2 separate regions of the Homo sapiens genome follow, and region 1 is linked to region 2. A link is a loop called in an ENCODE intact Hi-C map of the cell type or tissue named here. Cell type or tissue: chondrocyte. All regions are shown on one strand. Each heading gives the region's core, and the rest is flanking DNA. Links, peaks and the distances in the headings are about the cores only. Region 1 has its middle 7.1 kb from the start of LINC02991. Region 2 has its middle 98 kb from the start of LINC02991.

What was found. Peaks named below come from ENCODE experiments on the same cell type or tissue, not always from the same donor. Only the 100,000 strongest peaks of a DNase experiment are listed, where the experiment ranks them.
Region 1: a loop joins it to region 2, with 2.9 times the contacts of the local background. A loop is called at or near these places in 1 of 110 quality-filtered maps.

What each region holds. Positions count from the first base shown.
Region 1 is chr2:239,565,054-239,577,286 of GRCh38, reverse strand. No RefSeq gene overlaps it. Among named protein-coding and RNA genes, the nearest start is that of LINC02991, 7.1 kb to the left of the region's middle. In chondrocyte, for the core only: no CTCF peak of the experiment used is centred there; DNase peaks (open chromatin) are centred at 6,016 and 7,526.
Region 2 is chr2:239,670,088-239,682,320 of GRCh38, reverse strand. No RefSeq gene overlaps it. Among named protein-coding and RNA genes, the nearest start is that of LINC02991, 98 kb to the right of the region's middle. In chondrocyte, for the core only: no CTCF peak of the experiment used is centred there; DNase peaks (open chromatin) are centred at 3,332, 4,151, 4,760, 5,934 and 1 weaker place.

The DNA of each region.
Region 1 (12,233 bases), core at 5,539-9,538, 110 kb after region 2:
CTGCTGCAGCTTCAAGGAGGACAATCTGGAGCTCTCTTAGGCGACCTTCCAGGAATCCCTTGCTCATCCTTAAAAATAAATCTTTCCTGTTGCTTCCCCAGTCTCTACACCCAAACACCAATCTTAGTGGCCCAACAAAGATCTTGAAGTATATCTACATAGGTATTAGCAAAACTTTATTTAAACAAGATATTCAGTGGATAATCAGGCATCCTCACTTTACATGCATGAGGACCAGCATGTACACAAAATGGTGCATTTCCAACCCCTGCAGGACCAAAGTCAAGTTATGGACAAGGGGTGGCATGATGTAAGGCAGGCGGCTGAGCTTTGGACTTGGAGGTCAGAGACCTAAGATTTGGAGTAGACACATGGGGTAGCGCTGGCTGCCTTTGAGAAATGACGCTCTGGCCATTCTTGAGTTTGTATTTTCCTTCACCAACTTTCCCGGAAGCACGGAGACACCGGGTTCACCCTTCCTGCTTGTGATCATGAGACACAAGGGGCAGGACAATTGTCTGATCCATTTGTATCGAGTGTGATTACCCCGTAGCAGAAGCCATCAGTGCTCTGCCCAGAGCCCCCAGGTCCCTGTGAGGGGTTCTGAGCCCCTTCCCCAACTTCCCTGTGCTTTTGCTGAGAATACCCCACACCACTGACCTTGGACCACCAGAGCTACTTTTCCCAGCTGAAGTCCCTGGGAGTTCATGTCCCTCCAGGGCAGCTCATGGCCACTGGCTGAGTGACCTGGGGAAACAGGGCAGAAGCTATTTTCAAAAATAACCACAGCAGTATTTTTTATTCCACCTGTTTTTTCAGTAACTTTCTGCACTCCCCACACCAAGGGGTGGAATCCAAGTCCCCTCCCTTTAAGCTTGGGGCAGCCATTGTGACTGCCTCAGTGTAGAACAGGCTGGAAATGACTGTGTGGTTAGGAAGGCTGGGGCATAAAAGGTCATGTGGCTTCCACTCACAGCTCTCCTGCAGGAGGCTCCGCATGGGAACCCGGCCGCCATGTTGGGAGGAAGCCCAGGCTGCACGGAGAGTGATGCAGATTCCCCAGTGAAGCTCCAGGGAAGGCCTTGGCCAGCAGCTGGGATCAAACCCCAGACCAGTGAGTGACTGAGTCTCCAGCCATCCTGGCCCCTAGCCTCCACGTCACCCCGACTGAGTGCAACAGAGGTGAGCTGCCCTCTCCAAGCCCTGCCCAAACTTCAGGTTTAAGAGCAAATCCAAGCTCCCTCTGTTTCCAGCCACTGAAGTCTGGCCTGGTTTGTCACGCAGCAATAGAATCAGGGCACGGGGCTGGCAGCCCAGTTCCCCTACCTCCTGTGGATGCCAAGTCCCCTGTGCTGAGATAAGCTGAGAACCTCCCCAACCCAGAGCAGGCTTCCAGTCGCCTCTAGCGAGCTGAAAGTCAGATTTTTGCTTTATCATCCCAGGCTAGACAAAACCAGAGAAAGTGGAGTCAGTTTGCTTCTCCCATACAATGTGGCGCTGGTGCCAGAGACAGCAGCAGCGGCAGGACACAGAGATGAAGGCTGGCGGATGTGCCGGTGTGGCTCTCGCTGAGCGTCCTTGCAGTGTGGGGCTGCCCTGCCTACTATGTGGCACAGCGTCCTCTTGGAGCAGCCCTCTGGGATGCAGAGGGCTCTGCGTTGGTTGCTCAGTGGCCCCAGTTAACACTGTGACATTCAACAATTGCACGGTGTGGCAGATGCCACAGCCCTTCCATGGACATTTGCACAGCTCACCCTCACCCACCCAAGGGTGTCGTCAGCCTGTGTTGTGTGACAATGGACTCTGAGGGCTTGGCTGATCGGCCCCAGGTCATTGCTGGGCTGGGGGCCTGTCCACCTCACTCTCCTGGGAGCTTAGAGCTTTGTCATCTGCATCCAGACTCTTCAGCCACATCAGGGTCCTTGTCCCGCACAGGGCCTTGCTGTCCCACCACTGCCCCTTTAATGTGGAGGCAAGGGGGCCTCACCCACCCAGGATTTTTGCTTTCCTATTGGGTTTCCAAAAGGGCCCCTGGCTCTTCCTGTTTCCTACCATGAGGAACTTGGTTAGGGTTCGCCAGAGGCTTTCGAAAGGGTGGGGAAAGTCCTGTCCACCATGTCCTGGTGCCTGGGGTCACCCTCCCTCCAGCTCTGATCCCGACATCTGCACCATCTCCCCAACCTACAATTTATCTGAGCATCTCAGTCCTGGGGGACACGTGCCCCGGCCCTTTGACCCAGTACCAACAGCAATGCAGGAGGGCCACAGAGGGTCTCCCTGCCCAGGGAAACCCCCCACCTGCTGACTTTGGATTCACCTCTGCTCCAAGCACAGCCCAGGCCTGGCAGCGTTTGACCCGCGGCGCATTCCAAGTCAAGCCCCCAGTTGTTTGGCAACGTCGGGCTGACAGCAGCTGCACAGCCAGATGTTGACCAGAGCACAAAGTGCGCTTTGATGTTTTTTTAACTAATCTCTGGGGAATTCCAGCTCACCCTGAGTCTTCCCAGGAAAAAAAAGAGCTGAAAAGCTGATTTCTGGAGCCTGAAGGGGCAGGGCATGAGGGCGGCAGCCAAGGGGCAGGGTGAGAGTGAAGTGGGTGGGGGCCACGCTTGCAGCAGGGAGGTGCCAGCTGGAGACAGCCAGGGCAAGGTGCCAACATGCCAGAGGTTTGAGTTAGTCAGGGGGGCCTGAGACCTGGGGCCACTCCACAGTGGGGGCCAGGGGACAGCGATACAGCAGACAGGACCTGCCCTGGACAACTGAGGTCAGCCCAGATCAGCCCAGATCAGCCCTACCATGCTTCATAACCACAGGTTCCCCTCCACCTTCTGCTCTCAGCCCTGCAGGGATGAGAAGGCCCTGCCCAACACCGGCATCAGAACTCAGGGAGGGATTCGGGAGGCAGAGGACTCTGGGTCACGGACCCTTCTAAGAGCTTCCCAGGGCATCCGCTTCTGTCCCTGAGCTTGTTCAAGATGACCCTGAGGAGGGCTTCATTAGAAGCCTGACTTTGACAGGCAGGACAGTGTGATGTCTCTTTCAGGGAGATATTAGCAGGGGCTTGGCACCCTGCCACCCATGGTTACTCCCATGTTATAGATGAGAAAACAGAGGCCCAGGGCCGGTAAGTAATATTCTTGAGACCACACAGCTAGGAAATTCCAGAGCAGCTCTTGGGAGAGGGTGGGGCCCACACACCAGGGCCTGTTTCCTCCTGGAAGCCAGCATCCCAGTCCTGCCTGCAGAAGACCTCAGATCAGTTGATCCTTGGCTCCCCAAATACCTCAGGAACCAAACAAGCCTGGCCTGGGGCTGAAGTTTCAGTGTTTCAGACATCAATCAGGCCGGAGAACTCCCCAAAAATATCTAGCTTTGGGGTGCTGATCATGCCCTTTTTCATACGGGAATGTCACCTTCACAGATGTTCAGGCTATAAAATTTCAGCAAACTATACACTTACGATACATGCTTTTTTTTCTGCATTAAACTATATTCCAATAAAAATATGTATTTCAATAAAAAGGTTTTTAAAGCTATATTTCAAGGCAATTTTCCCAAGAAAAGCCTTCCCAGAAGCTGCTTTTGAGCTATTCAGTTGCTTTCTCCAAGCGTCAGGCAACTAGAGCCTCGGTCCTCATTACAATCAGAAACATCATATTTAAAGAATATTTTTCCTTAAAATGATTGACAGATAATGGAGAGCTATGCAACTCTTAGAACAGGGTAGCTCTTTATGAACTGATAGAAACAAATCTTCCAAGTTCACCATGAAAGTTTCGAGCCAGGTATATAATAGGGTATTGTATATGTGGTTAAAAAAAATAAAATAAAGGAAAAGTATGTACATTCTCGATTGCACCTGCTTAGATCGATCTGGAAGGGGCACAAGAGGCTGGTATCACCGGATGCTTCTGGGAAGGGAGGTGTCTGGGTGATTGGATGGGGCTGGGAGAAAGAGGCTTCTTCCCATTGAATCCTTTTCATGCCTTCTGACTTTTGCTCCCAGCGAATTATTACTTAAACATGACCTTGATTTTTAAAAGGTTGGGGCTTCTCGAAAGGAGGCCATGTGCCCAGCATCCCCATCTCCAGATCCACTTCCTGTCCACAGGCTTCCCTCAAACTCCACTTATAATATCAGATGGCAAATGTCCTAACCTTGTGAAATCAGCAACTGCTCTTCACAAGCTGAGGGAAGAAAATATATGTAACTGTTTTCACATTAAAACCACTCAGGGATGCACATGCTTAGAGCACATGCTGATACGATTCCCCAGATCACACATTCACAGCTTCTTTCTCTAATTAAAAACACACGCACACACATCTCAGCTGTGGGAAACCGTGTGGCAGGTCCTCCAAAAATTAAACATGGGATTATCCTATGATCCAGCAATTCCACTTCTAGGTATAGACCCACAATACCTGAAAGCTGAGACTCAAACAGACATTTGCACACCCCTGTTCTCAGCACATCGTCCTCAAGTGCCAAAAGGTGGAAGCAACCGTGTCCATCAACAGGTGAGTGGACAAGCTAAATGCGATCCGTCCGTACCATGGAATGTCCCTCTGCCTCTCAGAGGAGGAGATTCTGATGCCTGCCACGCTGTGGATGAACCTTGAGGACCTGATGCCAAGTGCAAGAGGCCAGACACAAGAAGGACAAGTACTGGGTGATTCCACTTGTAGGAGGTCCCTAGAGGGGCCAGATCCCCAGAGACAGAAAATAGAATGGAGGCTGCCAGGGAGGGAATGGGGAGTGGGCGTTTCATAACGCAGTCTCAGTTTGGGAAGAAGGGAAAGTTCTGGAGCTGGATGGTGGTGGCAGTTGTACAGCAATGTGAACGTGCTTAATGCCACTGAAAAGTGCACTTGACAATGGCAAAGATGGGGCCGGGCACAGTGGCTCACACCTGTAATCCCAGCACTTTGGGAGGCCAAGGCAGGCGGATCACGAGGTCAGGAGATCGAGACCATACTGGCTAGCATGATGAAACCCCGTCTCTACTAAAAATACAAAAAATTAGCCGGGCGTGGTGGTGGGCGCCTGTAGTCCCAGCTACTCGGGAGGCTGAGGCAGGAGAATGGCGTGAGCCCGGGAGGCGGAGCTTGCAGTGAGCCAAGATCATACCACTGCACTCCAGCCTGGGTGACAGAGCGAGACTCCGTCTCAAAAAAATAAATAAATAAAAATAAAAAATATAAAAGAAAATGGCAAAGATGGTAAAACGTTATGTTATGTATACTTTACCTCATTATTTTCACAAGCATATTGGATGAAGAGAATCTTCTTTAAACAAAATATAATAGTTTGAGAAGCACTTGGGAGTGGACGTTACAGTTCCAACAGACAACTCCAGCTCAGTGGACATTCCCAGTTTGTAAAAAGAAGTTAGGTGTTTTCAGAGGTGGCCACAGATGTGACTAAGAGCCCGGGTGACCTTCCCTCCAGGTGGCTGCTCTGAGGGACGCCAGGTGACCCTGGCCTCTTCTCCCTCTTCCCATCAGAGGCTCACCCATGCCGGGTTGAGCCCCCCACTCATCCCAGGAGCCTCCCTGTGACAGGCAGCCCTCATCCTCCTTTTAATTAAGTCAGTCACGGAGCAAGTTAGGTTAAAAAAAAAGGGTAATTTCTCTCTTTTCCATTTTCCAGGTTAGAGTTTGGGGGGCAGGGGAGGGAGGGAGAGCATCTATGTGCACCTCTCCCACCTCCACCCTGTTCACGGCAGGTGGCAGATTCCAGTACAGGGATGATGGCTCGAGTTGCCAGGAGAATGGAAACCCAGAAAGGTCATTGGTAGTTGGATCCTGATGGCTGAAACACTGCTGCCTAGACATGGAGACCTCAGAACATTAGGCCAGGACACAGTGGTCGCTGTGTGGCCACACTCAGGCCCCACTCCCAGCCAAGGCTGTGCTCAGAGGCCAGCAGGAGCAGCCGCATCCCTGGACTCACTCAGCCCTTGCTGATGTGTGAAGGCTGATTCTGTGCAGACCCTGTGCTGGGGGCAGGACAGTGACAAGGAGCAGGACAGCCCCCATCCCGGGATCCCCAGAACCCAGAGGCAGTGCTGCAGTGGCACAGAGAGCTGGACACTTGCAGTCAAGGTCTCACATCAGCCAGGAGTTGTCCCCACCTTAGAGAGGAGGAAACCGAGGCTGGGGAAATCAGGCCTGCCCAGAGGTGACCAAGCCAGGACCTGAATCCCTTGCACCTGGCCCCAGAGCACGTGCACTGCCTGCTCTGTGCCTGGGCCTCCTCTGGCTCTGAGACCTAAGCAGCCATCTTGGACACAGTGTTTGGTAACCCCGGGTCCTGGAGATAAAGCTTGGGAGTAAGTTGTCTATTTGGGGAAGCAACCCCAGGGCAATGAGAAAATTAAAACAAGGGAGGAGGGAAAACAAGTCCAAGGGTCAGTGCTGCAGGCTGCAACGGGGCAAAAAGCTCATTTATCCTCTGGCTCCAGGACCCCACTGGGTAAGGGTGGCACCAGCCTGTTTGGGCTGGGTGTGTGAAGATGGCTGCATGGCTGCGGGGACATCCACAGCAGGGAAGCACCCCCAGAAGGGAGCTGTGAGTTGCTGATGAGAGGAGGGGCTGTCGGTTCACCTGTGCACAGGTGGTTGCTGCAGCAATGACAGGAGTGAAAAGGTGGATGGAGAACCGTAGGGTGGGTGCAGGGTGACCCCAACAGCTGCTGAGGCCCAGAGAAGTGAGTGATGCAGCTACAAAACCTCAGAAAAGCCATCGAGAGCCCCGATGTCCTTTCCTGGGTCAGCCTTCCTCCCCTGCATCAGCCACTCAGCCACCTCGAAAGGGGAGACCTCAGGACCCCGGCGGGGCCTGTAAGAATCACTGCGGAGGAACCCTGGGCCTCCAGCACTACCCAGGAGTCCCACAGTCCCCAGGCTCTGAGCACCTGCTGAACGCCCCACAACGTCACAGGGATCCAACAGTGAGTACAACGTGGTTCCTACCCTCCAGACTGCAGCCTAGAGAGGACGGCCTGGAAACACAGAAATCAGGACCAGTGGAGAGTTGAACGGTCTTCTCTCTGTGAGCAGGAGACAACAGCTGTGTGAGGGGCTGGCCAGTTCTGCTGGACAGAAAGGGAGGCCTTCCATGAGGAGGTGACACCGAGGAGCCTCCTGGAGAATGAGAATGGATTTGAAAGCAGACCTGGGAGGGGACGTCAGAGAGGGGACATCTCGAGAAGGGAGAGGCACAGCACAGAGAACGGGGGCTCTTAGGAGCGGAGCTTGCCCAGAGGGTAGGATTTGATTCGGGGGAGTGGGAGGTAGGAAACGTTTGGCAGGAGAAGAAACCAGAAGCTGGAGCTAGTAGCAGAGTCTGTGACACCCAGTGTGTCGGTGAGCTAGTGCTGGGTGGCACACGCCCCCAGAGCCCGGTGGGTTAAGACAACAACCGTGAGTCATTTCTCGCACATCCGCCAGGAGACGAACAGTTCTGCTGATCTGCAGCAGAGTTCCCTCATCTCTGCTGGGCTCTCACTGAGCCTGGCCAGGTCCTCTGGTCGGTAGCTGTCTAGGGTGGTTTCACCCTCTCCAGGTGACCTCTCATCTCCAGAAGGCTCACCCCGGCTCGTCCTCACGATGGGGCTGCAAGGCCCTGGGCGCCTACACTCAGAACTGGCACGCCTCACTTCCCTGCATTCTGTGGGTCGAGTAAGGGACAGGTTCAGCCCATTTCCAGGAGGTGTGGGGCAGGGGGAGGCGGGCAACTCAGCCTCTTGAGGCAGGCACCCCAGTGGCATTGCAAGGAAAGGTGGGGACTCGGTGCCATTTGCTCAGCGCACCCTCCTACGGAGCATTGCACCTGCTGACGTCAGGCAGCCAGGAGAGGTGTTTTAATTTGGAAAGTGACATTATATTTGCCTTGAGGCAGAAGAATAAGCCAGTTCCCCACATTCACTGAGTATCTAAGTGGCCAGCCCCGGTCTATTGTGCACTGCTTCCTCTTAGCCCTTTGGAACAGCATCCACAGGTGTTTTCTCCTGGAAGTAATGAATGGTTCATCCAGGTGGAATCCTGGACTGAAAATGCGGGCAGTCCTCACGTGTGACCCCCTTACGCTACAGATAGGACCTGACGTCTCAGGGTGGGAGGCGACCTCTCCAAGGCTGAGACTCCCAGTGGGGCGCGTGGGGCTGGGGGCTGGGTCTCAGCCACTTCAATGCTCTTTCGACCACAAAGTCACCCCAGTCTTTTGGCCATGCTCCTTACACGTTTGAAAAGATAAGTGGCAACAGCTCTAAAGGAAGGTGGAGAGAATCTTAGATACTAAAATCCTGGTTTTAACATCTATTGATCCAAATCAAGTCTTGGGTATAAAAATTAAAAGCAGCAAAAATTAAAAACAAGAAAAATCTTTGCTAGGAACTTTTCTAATAAAGCACTCACAGCTTGATACATAGACGTCGTTATCTTTGGCAGGACTGCTGCCAACATTTCCCAGGCCATTGGTGCATAAAAACAATGTAATATAGCAATTCAATTTTCTAAAGAATCAGTTAGCAATTAAACCGAGAATGTTTGGGAACAGATATTAAATTCTAAAGAGAATTGCCATTTAAACTTTAACTTTTCCAAGCAACAAAAGGATAATGGGGAACAGCTAGGAAGTTTCTCTTGAATTTCAGTAAGGAAATTATAAAAATTGAGGTCGTGTGCCCTTTGGGATTGTTTAAATGAATCTGTGACCTTGATACGGTGGTGGAAAGCAGCAAGGGCAGGTAGGACTGTCTTACGGGGTGTTCACTTGGTTTTGTCCCAATTATCAGATCAGGGAATAGCCAAGGAATTCTAGGCACATTGGCTATGGGTCATTGGAAACGTTGATTGTTCTAAGCAGATGGTTCTGGAAATATATTCCATCTGCTGCAGGGAAAACAAGCATGCACAGGAATCATCCCACCCCAACTTTGTTTCTCCATGCGTCCAGCGATATTCAGCGAGCTCTTGGAGCATGCTTGTACAGGACAAGGCACTGACAGCCAAGCAGGAACCCTGTGGCTGAGACCTGCCCTCCTGCGGTTTAACTCCAGGTTCAGAAGCTAGAGAACCACAGGTGAGACCTGCAGGGCAGAGAACTGCACACAGATGAGACCCACAGGAATGCCGTTCTCAGGACCCTGGAAGGACCAGGCTCCATTTCCAACTCGGGGGCCGGGGTGGGGAGTTAACCTGGAGCCACACTTCTTGTCTATAAATGGGCGTCAGCTTGGATGACCTCCAACCTCACTGACACCCCACGATTTGCTGGTGAGAGAACAAGGGGTGCAGATCCACGGCGTTGCGCTCCGGCCCAGGTAACCCCCTTGGGTCCTCTTGTTGGGCCAAACGGGTCTGGCCGGTGCATCCAGCCTTTCAGGGTTTCCGCTTTGCCCAGGCACAAGCACTTTCTGGAGTTTATCAGGGAAGTGCTTTAGAAACGTAATTAGTTGCTGTGAAAATTTGGAATAGGTGCTGACTATCAGTTATTAGGTATGCCAAAAGTCAGCAATTTATTCAGAACCAGGAAAATTGGAACCAACAAACCAAATATGTGCTCGTCGACCCCACAAGGAGAATCATGCCTGTTGCTGGAATGTTCCTCCAATGTCCCTGTGGTTATTCAAGGAAAATTGATGACTTAAAGCTCCATCAGTTTAAAAAAAAATGGGCTGAAAATGGAAAATGCTTTAAAAAAAAAAAAGATAACAGGGCATCCTATAAAGAATGGTTGGGGATCTTGGGTCTGTATCCTGGGAAAAAGGGATTTCTCTTGTCCCGTGGGGCCTGCTTTTGTTCTCATGGTGGAAAACCAGGACTGGTGGTGAGAAGGGGCGGGGGTGGCAGTTGTCTTACTTGCTGTAAAGGAAGCCTAAGGCATGAACTGTCTGGGAGTGGAACGGGCAGCCTCAGTAAGCCACAAGCTTCACGTCTCTATGCCGAATCACTCCTCTCACTTTGCAGATTCTACAACTTCCTGCAACGTGCTTCTCCTCCTGGCTTTTACATGAAACCCTCTTTTCACCCCGCATTCCCCACCAGGCACATCTGGGCCCTCTACTTTCCCTCACGGCCAAACCTCTGGAAAGAGAAGCTCCTGATCACTCTCCAGTCTCTTCCTTCTCATACCAATCTAATGTCTGCCTCACAACTCCATGGAGAGGCCCCTGACACTCTCAAGCCGCCCAGCTCCTGAGTCAGAGATGTTTCCAGTCCTTATCTCCAAACCTGGTGCCTATACCTTCCTTCTGGAAGCACTGTCCACCCACATCGTCCACAGCCACACTCAGACCAAGCCCCCTGCCACCCCAGGCCTCTCCTCGGCTCCCTGGCAAAGCTGGCTCTCTTGCCCCTGGCACCAGTGGAGCTGCTCCTCCAGGGCCAGCCTGGGCCATCTCCATTTCCCACTCTGCCTTCCCTCCCCAGGGAAGCTCACTCAGCCCTGTGGCTTCCATCAGCACCACATGCGTGGTACTCCAGGTTCTACGTTTAGTCCAGTCTCCTGTGAGCTCCAGACCCGACTACCCAAACCCCGCTCAATGTTACAAAAGCACCTCAAACTTGATGTCCCCAACTGAATTGCCTGCCACCCCCGCTGTACCTTCACCATCACCTCCCACCTTCGATGTGGTCCTTTAGGACCACAGTCCAGGTGTCCAGTGCTCTGAGCCAGGTGGGGCACGAGTCAGCCTCAACACACACCCTCCTCACACACCCTCCCACAGCTAATCCAACACCGAATCCTCTCACTTCAGCTCCTGATTTATTCTTCTCCCATTTGCCTGTCTCTCTTCATCTCCACTGCCTGCTCCTCAACACAAGCTCCCATCTTCCCTCACCTTGGCCGCGCTCTTTCTCCTAACATTGCTGCCGTCAGTTTCCCATGCCACAGCCACATGACCTGCTCAAGAAGCCAGCCCCATCCTGTCGGCTTCGTCCCCTGGAAACCGGGACAAGCTTGCACTGCACCTGTCCTGCCAGCCCTGTGGGGTCTCCAGCCTCCTTTGGCACCATGCTCCCCCACTCTCCATTCCAGCTGTGTTCCCTTCCTTCCCAGCCTTCTTCACACCTTCCACATGCCTTCTAAATGGCTTCTTCATGCCTCCTTCACACATTCTTTATGCCTTCTACATGCCTTCTTCATGCCTCCATCACTCCTACATGCCTTCTGCATGCCTTCTTCATGCCTCCATCACACCTTCAACCTGCCTTCATGTCTCCACCACACCTTCTACATGCCTTCTTTATGCCTCCACACCTTCTACATGCCTTCTTCATGCCTTCTTCATGCCTCCTTCACACCTTCTTCCGCCTTCTATTAATACATGCTTTTTTATGCCTTCTTCACACCTCCTTCAGGCTTCTATATGCCTTCTTCATGCCTCCTTCACACCTCCTTTATGCTTTCTACATGCCTTCATGCCTCCTTCGCACCTTCTTTATGCTTTTTACATGCCTTCTTCATGCCTCTGTCACACCTTCATTATGCTGTCTACATGCCTTCTTCATGCCTCCACTACACCTTCTATATGCCATCTTCATGCCTTCATTACACCTTCTACATGCCTTATTCATGCCTTCATTACACCTTCTACATGCCTTCTACATGGCTCATTCACACCTTCTACATGCCTTCTTCATGCCTCCACTACCCCTTCTTCATGCTTTCTACATGCCTTCTTCATGCCTCCATCACCCCTTCTACATGCCTTCCTCATGCCTTCATCACACCTTCTGCATGCCTTCTACATTCCTCCTTCATGCCTCATTCACACCTTCTTCAGCTTTCTATTAATATATGCTTTTTTATACCTTCTTCATGCCTCCTTCAGACTTCTACATGCCTTCTTCATGCCTCCTTCACACCTTCTTTATGCTTTCCACATGCCTTCTACATGCCTCCTTCACACCTTCTGCATCCCTCCTTCACACCTTCTTTACACCTTCTATTAATACATGCCTTTTTCATGTCTTCTTCACGCCTCCTTCAGACCTACATGTCTTCCTCACACCTTCTTCATGCCTTCTACATGCCTTTTTCATGCCTTCTTCATCCTCCTTCACACCTTCTTCATCCCTTCTCTGCACCTCCTACATGCATTCCACAGGCCTTGCTCCCTTTTCTTCTTCCAGTCCTGCTGCCAAGAACTCTTATCCTCTCTTCTCCAGTTCATTAACTCCTATTTATGCACCTTCTTTCCAGGAGGCTGCTCCTGGCCTTT
Region 2 (12,233 bases), core at 3,197-7,196:
TTCACCAGAGGATGCATCCTCCCTCCATCTCAAAAAATCCTCAGAAGCAGAGAAATTGTCTACATGGGTTTCATCCCCTCCCCTCAAATATCCACTTCCAGCACAGATAGATAATATCTCAGAAGGGTGTATTAGCTCAGTAAAAGTAATGAGACTTCTTAAGAATACAACTGCTATATAGAGAAAGACAACAAGAAGAGAAATTCATACCAGATGAAGCAGAATAAATAGAACAGATGGAACAAGAGTTTAAAATAAGCCTGTTTAATTTCCTCTAAGAAATAAGGCAGGGGGTACTGGGAAGATTTAAAAAAAAGAATAAGAAATTATATATAAAAATGATTTAAAAAATCTATACACACACATGCATACACACACACCCACACACATACATTTAGCCCGTGTGTGTGTGTGTGTGTGTGTGTGTGTGTATGTATATGGTATGTGTGACACACACACATATATATGGGCTAAATATCAGAATGAATTTAGCCAGAGATTAGTAAGCACAAAGATCTGTCTTAAGAATTCTCCAAAAGAAATAAAGAAGATATTAAAAGGATTTTTAGAAGTGGAAAGTAAAGAGATATAGAAGACTGAAGTAGAGCCATCTGTTTATACATTAGAGACTCAGAAAGGAAGAAAACAATAAGGAAAAGAGAGAACATATATGAAGATTTATTGGCCAAGAATTTCCCAGATTTGAGAAAGATGTACAATCTCAGAGAAGAGAGAGAGAGACAGACAGAGAGAGAGAGAGAGAGAGAGAGAGAGAGGGATCTCAGTACACTACAGAAATTTATGAACATTAAAGGAGAGGAAATTATAAAACTTTCAAAGTGGGAAAGAAATCAGTAACTTTCAAAGGAACACAAATCACATTGACATTGTATCTATCAACAATAGTGGATGCAGGAAGAAAGTAGAGTGATAGTCCCTGTATTCAAGGAAAACAATCCTGAAACTCAGAATTTTTATATTTAGCTAACCTGTCATTTATATGCCTTGGCCAAATAAGGATATTTTCAGATATGTAGGGCTTCAGAATTTTTATCACACAAAGACTCTTTAGAAAACATTTTAAAAGATCATCCTATTTCAAGAAAAGAAATGAACATGAGCAATATGAGAAATATGGGTGACTAAATCAGTTATTAAAGCAAGGACTGAAACAAAAGTATACATGTCAATCTACAGCCGAAATTCTAGGTGATACTCGCATGGTATAGGAGAGAGGTTGGGATGTGAGAGATTGTTCAGAGAAATAAGAGAGTAGCCTCAGGTACTTGTCTTATTTACAGGGAAGAGATAGATCATGGTAAATTTAGGAAATTGTTGGGGAGAATAAGCATAACTATAGATCTGAAGAAGTTATGGGTGACCACCCAAAGAATCAAAATAAAATATATTATGTCAAAATCAGCAAAAAAATTGTCTGTTCAATGGAAGTTAGGAAGGAAAAACGAAATGTACATAGAATATGAGAATAAAATTGTGAATAATAATTGTGAAATAATTCTTAATATAACATTAAGTATAGTAAATGTGAATGAATTATACTAATCTCTAATCAAAAGACAAGTTCTCAGAACAGATATTTTTAAAGAAATAGTAATTTAATATCTACAGGAGACACATAAGAAAGAAAAAAGAAAGAAATTGAAATGCCTAACAGCCAATGTTTTCATATAAGACTAAAAAATCTGTTTAGGTGAAACCCATGCCAGTAATCAAAGAGGAGTATTATGGACACAACATAAACAGTAATAAAATATAAAAGAAAATATAGTTATTATGGACATATATGCATCAAATACTATAGTGTCAATATACATAACAGCTGATAAAACTATGTAGTTGTTGTACAATTGTAGTTGGAAATATTAACATACACACTCAAAAACTGAAACATCTAGGAGTATGTAGGTCACAGAGAACATCTGAAAGAACAGAAGCCATGTCCCAGCCCTTAGGAAAATAGGACTGCACCCACTCTTTCCCATTGTCCCCATGGATGTGAAGCCCTCTGAGTTTCCTCCCTGTGAAGGACCTCTTATTGATTCCTAATACCTCTCCCTGCCCTAGATCCTATTATGAGTTAAGTGCTAATCGATAAGGAATTGACTTCTGTACAAGATTCCAAGAAATTCATCTCTGAAGAGATCCCCAGGTGTGGGATAAGAAGAGACTGCTTCTAGCCCCAAGAAGAGGGTTGCATAAGACCTTTGTGGGGCTCCTGAGCCTAATTCCTTCTAAGAACTGTATAACAAGGCAGCAAATGGAGGCAGAACCCTAGCTGCACCATGAGGCCAGAGGGAGGCTTCATGCTGGAGGTGCTTTCCCTAGACCCCTAGCTCAGAGCTGTAGACTTGTACAAAGTATTTCTGCTGACAGAGGTGAGCCTCCCAGTGCATGCTGAGCTGGTCAGAATTGGCAGACCCACCTTGTGGAACTAAGATGCCAACCAAGTCTGCACCTACATGGGGCTGAAACTAGCAAGGCCAGAACTCAACACCCACCCAACCCCATCAGCAGCCATCAACCCTGGCGATTGCTCTAATTTTATTCAACTGGCATTACATGCTGACAACTTAGGCATGATCTTGTTCTCAAGAAACTTAACTGTCTAATAGGGGCACAGATATGCAAACGTGTTTCAGACATCCATAGGGGTTAATGGTGTGACTCAGAGTAGCATCTTGGATCTAACACTCACTATCTGTGTAGCTTTAGACAAAGTCATTATTCGCACTGGATCTCACCTTTCCCACCTGGAAAATGGGGATGAAAATAGCAGTACCAAGATAAAACAGTTCTTGTTAGAACTACATGAATTAACACATAGAAATAGTCAAGCACGTAGCTTACACCTGGCAATTATCATCCTGTTGTAACTCATACCTTAAAATGGTGATTATTGATGAAGAGGAAGAGTGGCACATGTATAGTTTGAGACACTATATTTGGTATTTTTATTGCTTCGTTATTTACAAAGTCAACAGAATCTTTGTGGCTGCAGTGGCTTTGTTTGAAATACAGAGAGAAGCCTTGGAGGACCATGGGTCTGAGCAGCAGGACAATGGGAGTGAGGAGGAGGCCGGGCCGATGAGGAGATGGCTCTGTCTGGTGATAGAAGGGGGTTACGAAGGCCCCCGGTACAAAGTTTGAGGTGAGACTTGAAAGAGGACGAGCCTGGGGAGCACGGCGCACCACAGATAAGAGACAAGAGCCTTCCATGGAAGGACACAGAGAGCTGGGGCCCCGTCTGGGCAGCTTGTCCACAGGGAAGCAGTGGTAGACAGGGCTCGGGTGCCACTCGGAGAGGCAGGGGCTTTACCCATGTGCAGGAAGGAGGTCTGGTCAAAGAGGATTCCAGTGCAGAGTTGGAGACAGAACTGGAGACAGAACACTGGGCAAGAAGCGATGAGCGGGATGGCCCCTAGAGTAGCCACATGCGAGGAGGGGGACACACTCTATCCTCATGCAGCGCTGACCCCTATGCGAGAGGAGAGGGACAGAGGGGGTCACACCGAATGTGCGCGCAGCCCAAAAGGCCCAGCTCTGTGTCCTGGGAGAGCGACGCTACCACAGAGCCTTCAATCAGAAGTGTGCAGCCGCCCTGCAAGTGAACGCCTGCAAATACTCAACATTTTATTATAAAAGTGCACCTCCAGCCATTTGCATAGTTTTGACTTTTCATTGCTCAAAAATAGACAAGAATGACTACCCAACAGTTGCTATAGATATGCTCTAACCAGTACTAGATTTTATTTTCAAAAATAATTGGCTTTATTGTGCTAGAAATAGTTGCGTACATATTACATGTGTTTTAAAAGTTGGCTTGCTTTGACTTTCATGCACCCAATAAATAAAACTAATTCCACTTTTTCATGATGAACTAAGTTAATTTGTTAGGCAAATAATTGGATGAATATTTCGTGCATAATTGCCCAGTGCTCTTGCTGAGTGGCTCCCGTGCCCCATCTGGAGGGCCCTGGAGGCCCCTCTTCTGCACCACGATTGCCGGATACATCCAGGGTCTCCAGGAAGGTGTCGGCCCGAGGGAAGCCCTCCGAGCTGTCATCAGAGAGAGACTGTGGAGTCAGAACAGGGTGTGGAGCTCGTGAAGAAGGGGCGTCCGCTGTGCTCAGAGACTCTTGTGGGACCCGGAAGAGCTGCCAGGCTGAACGGGTAAGAATACGCCCACGGGGACTGACCAGCACAGCATGATGGGCCGGAGGTGCTGACCCACCGAAGGGCATTTGACCAAGGGATTGCGCATCGGCCACGCTGGCTGGGACTCAAGAGTCCCGTCTCAGGTCAGAAGGGTGCCCTGAAGCGGGCCTCCTGGGACCTCAGGTACCCAGGCCAGGAGAAAGGAGGAGAGAGTGGGCTCTAGGGGCCAAGGCCTGAGGAAATCCACCAGGCCTTGAGCCCAGGATGGGCGGGAGCTGAGAGCACAGAAGGCAGTGGGGCTGGAGAGCCTGTGATTCTTAGGGCCTCCCGCTCAGGGAGAGTCTCAGCAGCGATCTGGGTGCAGGGGCCAGGCAGTCCTGCCCCCAAGCCCTGGAAAGGATTCTGGAGAGAGCAGTGCAGGGCCGGGCCCCAGGGCTGGTGTGGGACAGAGAGGCAGTGGGGAAGAGGTAGCGGAGGGCCCCCCTGGAGGAGGTGTGGGGACACAGTAGCCATCCCAGCTCCCTGAGGTGGGGCAGGGAGGCCGGGCAGGGGAAGGCGGCAGCGCACACCCAGGGAGGGAGGGAGGTGCCAGCTGTGTGTGTGCAGGGGCCAGGGAGCACTGCTCTCAGCCCTTGCTCTGGTTGGAGCCCCTGGGTCTGGGCTGGGCACAGTGTCCTGGAGACTTTTCTGGGCCCAGCCCTGGGAACTGAGGAGACGCAGCAGGGACAAGGCAGGGATGCCCCAGGTGGAGCCCAGGAACCAGGTCATGACGACAAGGGCAGAGACTCCCTGTTGACAAGTGACCCCCTAGACCCAACTTCCCCCTCTCTGAAAAGCCCCCGGCATGTGGCTGGCTAGTGGTGCTCCCGTGCAAGGAGAAGCTTCGCGGCTGAGTGCAACTGTGCGGAGAGACTTCTAAGCTTCGTGGCTGAGCGCAACTGTGCGGAGAGACTTCTAAAGCTGGGGCCTCAGAACTGCTGCCTTCTGCCTTCCAGAGCAGACTAGTGGGTAGGAGACGGAGAGGGGCTTGTCTGGGGTGGGGCCCAGCCTCCCGTCTTTCCCTGGTGCTCCCTGCCCTTCATGCGCTGGGAACAAGAGGCGCTGCTTCATGGGCCAAGAACTTGGTTTTGTAAAACAAACAAACAAAAAACACTAAATAAAAAACACTAAATATTGTATTCCCTGTGTGTGAGTGGTGTGTGCACGTGGTGGGGGTGCACATGTGTGGGTGGCAGGGCATGAACATGGGGGGTGCACGTGAGTGGGGGTTTTGAGCAAGTGGGTGTGGTTGGGCTGGGGAGGGGTTTGCACATGGCCCTAGAGGCACCAGATTTGGCTGTGCCCTCTGCAGACAGCTCCTCGGCCAGTCTCTGGCTCCCGAGGTTGGAGGATTGGGGCTGGGGGACTTGCAGCTTGCTCTGCCCGGCATGGGCAGCAGTCCCCGAGAAACAAACAGAGCCTCTGAACCTCTGATTCTGTGATCTGTATCACCCCACAGCCTCCAGGGACAAAGAGCTGTGTCTGTCCCTGGACTAGAAAGACGATGGTGTGGCACATGACCACCAGGGTCAGACAGGGCAGGGGCGGGGTGGGGAAGGGGGTGCCCAGGAGCCCCCTCCTCACCAGACGACAGATGTTTCTCCCTTACCACAGCCAGGCCCTGCCAACACTCCTCCCCGCACCCCTCCCTGCCTGCATGCGGCTGGAGGCCTGGGCCCTGCCTGGTGTCAGCCACCCTCCCGCCCTGCCGGATGTACCTGCGGCTCAATGTGACCTCCTCCAGTGCAGGACCCGCTCCAGAGCAGGGCTCCCACCAGAGGCCAGAGCCCAGCCTGTCCCAGAGTTGCACCAGCCCTGCCAGCCCCTGCACGAGCCCTAGCTGGTAGAGCCCCCTCATGCTCCCACTGAGGTCTCATTCTGGATCTTAGGCCCTCCCCATTTGACCCACACATCCCGTGGAGCTGGTCCCCATCTGGCCAAGTCAGCTTTCAGCACCTTTATTTATGCTCCGGCATCATCAGCATCAGCATAGTCCATGTGAGCAGCCAGCCCATGGGCGGGGCCCCAGGAGCCCCGTGTGGATCGGCTCTTACCACGCGGGCCTGGCCAGGGGGCCAAGGAGACCGTGCAGGCCAGATCCTGAGACACTCCTCCTCTCCTCACTCAGCAAACCCACATCTGCTTCGAGGGCCCCATGAGCAGGCAGCCTGCAGGAGGAAGGACCCAGGCTGAGCAGGGATGGACTGGAGGGGCAGGAGGCGGGGGGCACGGGACTGGGCTAGGATCCTGACAGCATCTTAGTCAGGAGCAGCTGCTCCCCAGGCAGTACACCGGCAGGAAGAACATCCCAGCAGAGTCGGGGCTGAGGATGGAGAAACCACACATGTTAGAGACACCCGGGCCTCTGGGCAGGGCTGGTACTCAGGGTTTGGGGAGTGGGTGGAAGATGGGGGTGCAGGGGTAGATCCGCCGAGGTTCGGTGCACCCACCAGAACCAGCCCCTGCTGCCGGCCCATCCTGACTCATGGGTGGGAGAGGCAGCCTGGCCAAGCTCCTCTGTGGGCCCCAGCTTTGGCCTCTTCTCCTGAAAAGCTAGTTTCCCCCCACTGGAGAAGAAACAGGGTGAAGCAATTTCTGGGAGGGGCACCCACTCTGACCACTCCCCCAGCACCATCACCTTCCCCTACACGCAGAGCTTCTGCACCCAACCACACCTAGTTTCCCGGCTACCCCATCAGGTTCAGAATGGGGCCCGGTGCATGTGCTGGACCCTGTCAGGCACCGCTTCCAACATACTGAGCCACCCTGGTCTCCAATACCAGCTCCTGCTGCCTGGGCCTGTGGTGGCCCCCCTCCAGTCTGAGTGCCTCCCCAGGCCCCAGCTGTGGGCCTCTTGCCCCACACTGGGGCTTCCCTGTAGATATCCCCACAGGATGCCAGCCACAGGCACACCTCCCTTTCCCCCAGACAATCTTCAGACAAATCCACCAAGGCTCCTCTGATGCCCCATCTGGGGCTGAGCGTCCGGCTGCTGGCCACACCACGATGTATCCTTACTCCCTTCCTCACCCCTTCCTCTCGAACCGCAGAACCACGATCCCCATGAAGGGTCCCCATGAAAGGCCATGCTTGGGAGCCTCTGGGCCATGCTGCACTTCCTGCAGACAGGGCCAACACCAGGCCCACCACACTCCTGGAGGACACCCCACCCCCTGCTCCCCCCAGGCACAACCCAAGTGCCCCTCCACGTGCTAGAACAGAGCCCAGCCTGCCCGGCCTGTCTCCTGGGATTCCTGCTGCCACCCCATCGCTGGCCTGGATGCTGGAGAACACTGCAGGCTACAGGGAACAGGCCAGAGCCAGGCCCGGCCCTAGGCACGCTGGCCTCACAGGAAGCTGTGCAGGTGCAGAGCAAGCCCAGAGCTCCGCCCCACTCCCCTGATTCAGGAGCCCTGAAGTAGCTTCAGATCAGTTTCTCGGGTCCGGCCAAGACCTTAATGTTTTCCCTCCACTCCTCTCTGCTTGTCCACCTGGGTCTCACGTGCCGGGGCTGCTTGTCCACCTGGGTCTCACGTGCGGGGGACTGGCCTGACAGGGCTCATTCTGACACCCACACCTTCCCCAGGGGTTCCAGCCCAGAGATGGGACCCCCACACCACAACTCTGCCTCACCAGGGTCGGCTCTGCCACAGAGAGAACCCTAAGATGAAAGGGGCCCAGGGGCTGCCCCACCAGTGGGTCCTCAGGCCCACGGTAGGCCCCACCCACTGCTTGCAGAGAAGGGCTGGCCTGGCACCTCTATGGGACTCTTCCTGTCAATTTTCCACCAGCTCGCTGCTGCTCTAAGAGCTGACCTCCCCAGCTCCACCATCCACCAAAGTGCCCGTGTCTTCCTGTTTTCCCGCAGCCTGGCAGAGATTACAACAGCATTTGCTACAAGCACAGCAAATGTCTTCTCAGACACTGATCTAGAAGAGCCTCATGACTTGTCTGAAATATGTACCCAGCCAGCTCTTCAATGAAACAAACAAAGAAAATTCAGTTGCAAATTTATTGGAGATGATTATGTTCCCAAGATGATGTTCTTGCAGACAGATGGCATTGATCATGTTGTCTATGTGGTTAAGGTTCGGGTGACTTTGGGCATGGGGCAGGCAAGTTTTCTTAAGCCTGTGTCAGAAGTAGATGGGGACAACCACCTCCACGCCCTTCCCTGCCTCCAGCAGTGAGTTAAAGTGCTGGTCCATTCACAGGCCCACGGTGACCGCCCACCAGCGCAGGGCAGGTCCTGATGGAGAGGATGCATAGCAAAAGCAAACAGAACGAATGAATGAAGAATGGAACCAGTGACAAGCCCCTGGCTGCAGGCGTCTCCTGGGCCGGGAGACCCAGCTTAGACCAGGAAGAGCTTTAACACGAGGAACTGGCAGCCTGGGGGGAGGGCGTGCCCCACTGAGCAGCACTTCTCAGACTGTGGGTCTCAGAACCCCTCCACTCTCCTGAAAATGCTTGAAGACCCCAAAAGGTTCTTGTCTATGTGGCGTACACCTATTGATATTTATCATATTAGAACTTAAAACTTAGGATTTTAAAAATATTTATTAATTCATGTGAAAATAATAAACCCACCACAAGTTAGCATAACCAGCATATTTATTTAAAAAATAGCGTACTTAAAATAGTAATGTAGTGAGACGAATGGCATCGTTTCACGTTTTTACAATTGCTTTTTATGCCTGGTCTGATTGAAAAGACAGCTGGTTGCTCATATCTGCTTCTCTACTCAATCTGTTGCAATATGCTGTTTTGGTTAAAGGGAATAAAGAAAATCCAGCCTCACCAGATATGCAGCTGGAAGAGGTGAAAGGATTTTCATGGCTCTTCCAGATAACTGCGGACCATCTTCTTTGATACTACACCCAAACTTGACAAGTGGTGGCTTCTTAAAGTTACTCGAATTGTGGAATCTGAAACCGTATTAATGAATTTTTGCACTCAAAATGAAAAATGAATTTTGTACTCACAAAATCCATTGGTCTGTCTTGTACTTCGAATAATTCTGTTACTCACGCATGATTTCATAACGTCATATATGGGTCATTGGAAAATATTTCTTCACTGAGTTATGCAGGTTTTCTGAAGAATATTGATACAATTTATTTTTTAATATTTTAAGAAATCCCGCTCACGAATATTTCCATCAATTCATCAGAAAAATACTGCAGAGCCATCAAGATCCTGGTGGGGATGCACGTTTTCCAAAATCCTAAATTTCATTTGAAAAAGCTTGAATGTGATCATTGGCAACAAACGCTGTCAGTTGCTTTCCTTGGAGGGGTGGGCTCACTTCATTCATTTGTTTTTCTTGCACTATCAGAGCGGTTGGCATTCATCATCACTCCTTCATTCATCTTTGGGAAGACATCACCCAAGTCTGAATGATGCTCCCTGAAAACCACGCATGGGCTGGGCGAGGCGGCTCACACCTGTGATCCCAGCACTTTGGGAGGCCGAGGCAGGAGGACTGCTTGATCCCAGGAGTTCAAGACAAACCTGGGCAGCACAGAAAGACCTTGTTTCTATGAAAAAATTTAAAATTAGCCAGGCGTGGTGGTGCACACTTATAGTCCAAGCTACTGAGGAGGCTGAAGCGGGAGAATCGCTGGAGCCTGGGAGGTCGAGGCTGCAGTGAGCCACAATCGCACCACTGCGCTCCAGCCTGGGTGACAGAGAAAGACTTTGTCTCAAAACCAACAAACAAAACTGCTCAGATGGTTCTATGAAACAGGTGCATTTTTGTAGAGGTCCATTGTCTCTCCGTGTGCAACACCACAGATGAGCACCCAGCCCTGTGAAAAAGAGAGTGATTATGTAAAACAATTCAGACTTTTTTTTTTTTTTGCTTATCAAGGATATCCTTAAGTAAAGCTAGAATTTTTAAAAATGTTGATCATGACAGTGGAGAATTCAAGGACTGCTTGTACCGCTGGGGTCCACCGACTTGGTCCAGGAAGCGAAGGCACGGGCAGCTTCATCATCATCATCACTGCCACACCATGAGGGCAGAAAGGAAATAACTTCTGAGTACTATGATGGAATAGTTTGGACCCCTCAAAACTATGTGGACCCCTCCAAAGGGGAGTCTCCCTCGCCCAAGAGCCACAAACCATGACCCCCTGAGCATCCTTGCTGTCAGGCTCCCAAGCCTCACCTGGAAAAGCACATCTTTCAGAATCTATTGCCTTTTTATTTTTGCATAAATATTTAAAGTGTCTCCTCCCATTGTCGCTCTTCTATGTGTTTGTGATGAGTATTTATTTCAAGATGAAGAAACGCACCTCGTCATCATTACTGACATGCAGTGAGCAGTGAGCATCCGCAAGTGTGAGCTGTCTGAGCCTCTCTACTTCTGAGTGTTTTATAGACAACCTCATTTTCTAAGGCAGCAGTTTTGTCCCCGAGTCCGGGGGCTGGGCAACAGACACCCTGCTCGGAGAGGGCTCGGGCCCAGACCACCGCATGGCCCTCCCCTGCCAGTCATGTTCTTTCCGGCTCTAACATGGGTCTGTAGTGCACAGTCCCAAGAATCAAGTGCAGGGGACCTGCTCTCACAGCAAAGGAAGGTTGGCATGTTTCTATTTCCCACATAAGTCAGTATTCTGTTTTGTTCCCAGTAAATATATGGCCTTTGAATTTCTAAACATTCTGCAAATGAGCGGCTCCAAAACACGTCTCCTCCTCAAAAAGGACAGAGCATGCAAGCGCACTTTCACAGCACCCTCTGCCCGGCCGAGGCCCCTGCACTGAGGAGGCTCTGCGGCTGAGTTTGGGTGCTTTGCACCCCAAAGGTGGTGATGTAGGGTGGATGAGCAACAGTGTGTGTGAGGACTGGGGGGGTTCTGGGGCGACACTCTGGGGTGAGCCATTGGTGGTCCTGCTTAGCGAGGAAGGGAGGGGCCTCTGCAGCCAGGCTGTGACACACCTGCCTAGAGGGGTGGTCGACCTGGGCAGATGTGTCCCCAGCTTCATGATGCAGGAACTGAGGCCCACTTCCTACCTTTGCAGAACACCAGGGCTTGAGAAGGAGTATGAATTCCAGGGGACCCCATGAAAGAGTTCCAGTTACTACTTAGGGAATGAATAAGTGGGTGAATGTATCAGACTTTCACAAAGTGTTTGCTGAATGAACGGCTGAGTGAATCCATAGGTCCCCACAGTCGGTGGCCCGTCTGCTCTGATTCTAAGTGGGGCTCCGTTCCTGCATAGGATCTTCTGTGGGACCCCCTTGAAATATATTCTAAGAACAAACTTCTAACTACAGCCAACAAGGCCCTGCAAAATCCATCTCCCACTGGACTGCATCACTCAAGGCCCAGGCAGGGAACTGGAGAGCATTCTAGGTCTTTCAAATAGAGGGGATTTATTATAAGGAATCGTTTCCCAGGGCATGGAGGAGCTCAGATGCCAAACAAGACAGTGATGCAACCCAGACTTTCCATTAGCAGGAGGTAGCTGAGCAGGGAGAAGGCTGCCCTCTAAGCCTAAGTCCTGGAGTAGTCAGCAGGAGCCAGGACCACCCAGAGGACCCTCGGGAGGCAGATGCAGCTACAGCAGGAGACGGCACATGAGGCAGAGGGAAGAGAAGTGTCCTGGCACCTCAACTTCTTCTGTCTTATCATCTTCCAACTGTTCCTCCGTGGCTGAAACTATCCAGAAATCAGAGGCAGAGCCTGGGGAACTGCAGTTCCTTACAGCACAGGCCAGGAGCAGGGTTGGGCATGGAGCTGGGCATCCAGCGAGGAGCCACCATCCCCGAGTTCTTCATCCTCACTCGTCTCATGTTCGCCCTCCCGCCCAGTTCCACATCCGGCTCCGCGTCCCTTACCTGCTCCTGCACAGCCACCTTCTGGCCTTGCTTGGGGAGGTGGGTGCCCCATGCTCGGCATCCTTGGCCCTGGCTGGGCTGGCAGACACCAGAGAAAAGCAGCAGGAAAGGGGCCTGCGGCACATTCATCCTCTAACTCCCTCCTCACCTGTGGCAGCTTTGCAGCGGCATC